Regions from separate parts of the Homo sapiens genome. Here region 1 is linked to region 2. The links are chromatin loops, found by intact Hi-C in ENCODE. Cell type or tissue: ascending aorta. All regions are shown on one strand. Region 1 has its middle 51 kb from the start of PRRC2C. Region 2 has its middle 59 kb from the start of FMO4.

Region 1 (2,500 bases), 62 kb after region 2:
TTAGCCAGGCGTGGTGGCACATGCCTGTAATCCCAGCTACTTGGGAGGCTGAGACATGAGAATCGCTTGAACCCAGGAGGCAGAGGTTGCAGTGAGCCGATGTGCCACTGCACTCCAGCCAGGGCGACAGAGCGAGACTCCGTCAAAAAAAAAAACAACAACAACAACAAAACAAACAAACAAACAAAAAACACCCATGCAGAGCAATATATATTTCTATTCTCTCCTATTTGACTATTCAGATGAGTCAGGAAAAGAAGTGTTAAGACTGCTGACCACTCTGTACTCCAAATTTGCTCTCTAAGGATTATAGTCTGGAAAGTTAATGATCAGTTTATTCAACATGATTCAGACTTGGGGAACGCAGATCACACCGCCTCAACTCACAAAACAGGTGACCTCATCATGTTCTCTCCAAGTCCCTGATGTACAAAAGCATAGAAACCATGCATCTTAGGCTTCCCAAAGCAGTCCCAGTTTTATATAATCTTCCTCTTTTGGATGAAAACAAAAATATATAACCAAATGTAACTTAATTCTTGCAGACTTGATATATACATAAATTCAAAATTAAAGAAAAATATATTTTGTCAGATTGTCAATCCTGATTTTGGGTACCATATCTACAAGAAATGATGTTGATTTCTCACTCTAGGGAAGAGTGAATCAGGGCCTGAGGAACAGGGAAACAATTAAATGTGAAAGATTGCTGTCTATAAAAGAGTATATTGATATTCATACAAGCACTTACTGATGATCTAGTAGATTGAAGAAAATCCTAAGTAATGAGAGGAGATATTATGCCTTTGAATAAAACAGGCTTTCTGGCACCTGAGAGCTCATAAAGTAGTAGGGAAGACAGTTTACACAAACATCTTTAATATAAAAGAGCGCTTGAGAAATGCTACAATTAAAGTGCCAAGTATTGTATTGTGAGTAATTAGGGAGGGGAGTGTTTGTTTCAGTTCATTCTCCATACTGCCACCAAAATGAACTTTCTTTCTTTCTTTTCTTTATTGAGACAGAGTCTTGCTCTGTCACCCAGACTGTAGTGCGGTAGCAAGATGTCGGCTCACTGCAGCCTAGACCTCCCAGGCTCAAGCGATTCTTATGCCTCAGCCTTCTGAGTAGCTGGGATTACAGGCATGTGGCACCATGCCTGGCTGATTTTTGTATTTTTAGTAGAGACAACGTTTCATCATGTTGCCCAGGCTGGTCTCGAACTCCTGGCCTCAAGTGATCTGCCTGCCTCAGCCTCCAAAAGCACTGGGATTATAGGCATGGGCCACCATGCCCGGCCAAAATAAACTTTCTTAAATGGTAACTTTGGGCTGGGCACAGTGGTTCAGACTTGTAATCCCAGAACTTTAGAAGGCTGAGGCGGGTGGATCACTTGAGGCAGGGAGTTCAAGACGAACCTGGTCAACAGATGAAACTCCATCTCTACTAAAAATACAAAAATTGGCCGGGCATGGTGGCGTGTGCCTGTATTCCCAGTTACTCCAGAGGCTGAGGAACGAGAATTGCTTGAACCGAGGAGGTGGAGGTTACAGTTAGCCAAGATTACGCCACTGCACTCCAGTCTGGGTGATACAGAAAGACTCTGTCTCAAAAAAAAAAAAAGTAATTTCATCATGTCATTTCCTGGCTTAAAAATTCTCAGTGACTCACCAAAACCCTCATGAAAAAAGACCAAACTTCGCTTTTAGAGCGCCTGTCTCATTTCTGAACTCTTCCAGCCATAAGACATTCCACCCCAACATTCTAAACAAATTTGTAAATATGCCCATTCCCTGAAAACTCTAGACATTTACACTTTCATTTTGCTTACAATCTCCCATTTCCTCTTCCTGAACTCTCAGCACCTCCATTCTACCCAGCTTGGCCTAAATCCAAATCATCTCTTAAGTTTCAATGAAGACCTCAAACAGGAAGCTTTCCTTTATTTCAAATGGGGTGTGTACTCCTCCCATTAACTCACACGTGTCCCTCCACTACACTTTTAATTCTACATTGTTCTGTCTGCTGTTTTTCACAGTGCAGGCAAATAATATAAAATGATATTAAAAAGTAAATTTTGCCAGGAACAGTGACTCACACCTGTAATCTCAACACTCTTGGAGACCGAGGCAGGCAGATTGCACGGCCCAACCCCGTCCTGTCTCTACAAAAAATACAAAAATTAGCCAGGTGTGGTGGCACACACCTGTTGTCTCAGCTATTCCAGAAGCTGAGGCAAAAGGATGGTTTGAGCCTGGGAGGTCAAGGCTGCAGTGAGCCGAGATCATGCCACTGCACTCCAGCCTGGGTGACAAAGTGAGACCCTGTCTCAAAAATTAATAAATAAATGAACAAATAAGTAAATTTTAACAGAAAAAAAGTTAATATTACATTGTGTTCATTTATCATACTCTTACACTAAACTTTTTACATACACAAAGACAGCAATCCTGTATTAATTCATTTCTGTGTTCATTAAGTATCTTACATTGCCTGAAAC
Region 2 (2,500 bases):
GATGCAGTGACTCACACCTAATCCCAGCACTTTGGGAGGCCAAAGCAGGTGAATTGCTTGAGCTCAGGAGTTGGAGACCAGCCTGGGCAACATGGCAGAACCCCATCTCTACAACAACAACAACAAAAATTAGCTGGGCATGGTGGCACACACACCTGTGGTGCCATCTACTCCAGGAGGCTGAAACAGGTGGATTGCTTGAGCCCAGGAGGCAGAGGTTTCAGTGAGCTAAGATTGTGCCACTGCACTCCAGCCTGGGTAATAGAGTGACAGACACTCTGTCTCAAAAAATAATAATAATAATTACAGATTGTGAAAAATGCTTTGAAGGAACAGTCCAGTAGAGAGAATGACAGAGCAACTGTCAGGCCTCTGAGCCCAAGCTAAGCCATCATATCCCCTGTGACCTGCACATATACATCCAGATGGCCTGAAGCAACTGAAGAACCACAAAAGAAGTGAAAATAGTCACTTCCTGCCTTAACTGATGACATTCCACCATTGTGATTTGCTCCTGCCCCATCCTAACTGATCAATTGAACTTGTGACATTCCTTCTCCTGTACAATGAGTCTCATAATCTGCACCTCGTGACCCCCGCCCCTGCCCACAAGAGATAATCACCTTTAACTGTAATTTTCCACTACCTACCCAAATCCTGTAAAACCGCCCCACCCCATCTCCCTTTGCTGACTCTCTTTTCAGACTCAGCTCACTTGCACCCAAGTGAAATAAACAGCCTTGTTGCTCACACAAAGCCTGTTGGTGGACTCTCTTCACATGGAGTCGTGTGACAGTAACCTAATTTAAACTGTGAATGGGGTATATCAAGGAAGAGCTCTTTGAGAAAGTGAGGTTTAAATTGAAACATAAAGAATGAGTAATACCTCTTCCAATAAAGAATGTAGGATTAGGCCTATTCCAGGCAGAAGTACAGCACGTAAGCATTCCCTGAGACAAAAAAAAAGAGTACTTCACATTGCTGAAAATAGGCCTTTCGGGCTGGAAATCAGTTGGCAAGAAGATGGTCAGGGAAGGATTCTGAAGTCAAAGCCAAATAAAGCAAATAAATGAAGACCTTATTAGGTCACTGTACAGAGTTCTAATTGTACCTAAGATAAGTATTATAAACAAAAAGATGACATAATTTGATTTATGTTTCTAAAATTAAAAAAGTGCTACAGAGGGATTTTATAACAATCACCCACTTTAAGCCAGTTTGAGGAATTTTAGAAAATTTACACAATTGTGCAACCATCGCTGCAGTCACCCAAAGTTCATTTGTGCCCATTTGTGCCTGTTCGTATCCACCCACTGCCCAAGGAAACCACTAATTTGATTTCAGTCTCAGTAAGTGTGCCTTTTCTAGAAATTTCTTTTTCTTCTTTCTTTTTTCTTCGAGACAGAGTCTAAACTCTGTCACTCAGCCTGGAGTGCAATGGCACAATCTCGGCTCACTGCAACCTCTGCCTCCTGGGTTCAAGCAATTCTCGTGCCTCAGTCTCCCGAGTAGCTGGGACTACAGGCATGTGCCACTATGCCTGGCTAATTTTTGTATTTTCAGTAGACATGGGGTTTCACCATGTTAGCCAGCCTGGTCTTGAACTCCTGGCCTCAAGTCATCCATCCGCCTTGGCCTTCCAAAGTGCTGGGATTACAGGCATGAGCCACTGCACCCAGCCAGAATTTTCATCTGAATTAAATACACTATGTGGAGTTTTGCGTCTGACTTGTTCTATTTAGCACAATGTTTTTGAGGATCATCAGTATTGCTGAAGCTGTCCTCAAAAGGTTAACAAGAATTCTGGAGAAAAATATAGTTATAATTAAGCATTAATCAGGTTGCACTTTGACCCACTTTCTTGTAACCAAAAGTCACATAACACTAGAAACTGACCATTTGCATCCCAGTTGTTCCTATAGATAGGATTTCTGATATTAGGATCATTAGGCTTTCAAGAAATGTTTAGCAAGATGGCCGAATAGGAACAGCTCTGGTCTACAGCTCCCAGCGTGAGCGACACAGAAGACGGGTGATTTCTGCATTTCCATCTGAGGTACCGGGTTCATCTCACTAGGGAGTGCCAGACAGTGGGCGCAGGTCAGTGGGTGCGCGCACCGTGCGCGAGCCGAAGCAGGGCGAGGCATTGCCTCACTTCGGAAGCGCAAGGGGTCAGGGAGTTCCCTTTCCGAGTCAAAGAAAGGGGTGACGGACGCACCTGGAAAATCGGGTCACTCCCACCCGAATATTGTGCTTTTCAGACCAGCTTAAAAAACGGCGCACCACGAGATTATATCCCTCACCTGGCTCGGAGGGTCCTACGCCCACGGAATCTCGCTGATTGCTAGCACAGCAGTCTGAGATCAAACTGCAAGGCGGCAGCGAGGCTGGGGGAGGGGCGCCCGCCATTGCCCAGGCTTGCTTAGGTAAACAAAGCAGCCTGGAAGCTCGAACTGGGTGGAGCCCACCACAGCTCAAGGAAGCCTGCCTGCCTCTGTAG

What was found. A loop is a pair of places that touch in the nucleus more often than their neighbours do. Peaks named below come from ENCODE experiments on the same cell type or tissue, not always from the same donor. Only the 100,000 strongest peaks of a DNase experiment are listed, where the experiment ranks them.
Region 1: it touches region 2 in a loop (5-fold over the local background); 1 of 110 quality-filtered maps calls a loop at or near these places.

The regions. Positions count from the first base shown.
Region 1 is chr1:171,433,309-171,435,808 of GRCh38, forward strand. No RefSeq gene overlaps it. Among named protein-coding and RNA genes, the nearest start is that of PRRC2C, 51 kb to the right of the region's middle. In ascending aorta, no CTCF peak of the experiment used is centred here; a DNase peak (open chromatin) is centred at 1,533; H3K4me3 peaks cover 745 bases; H3K27ac peaks cover 1,990 bases.
Region 2 is chr1:171,371,594-171,374,093 of GRCh38, forward strand. No RefSeq gene overlaps it. Among named protein-coding and RNA genes, the nearest start is that of FMO4, 59 kb to the left of the region's middle. In ascending aorta, no CTCF peak of the experiment used is centred here; DNase peaks (open chromatin) are centred at 671, 1,000, 1,283 and 1,544; H3K27ac peaks cover 1,846 bases.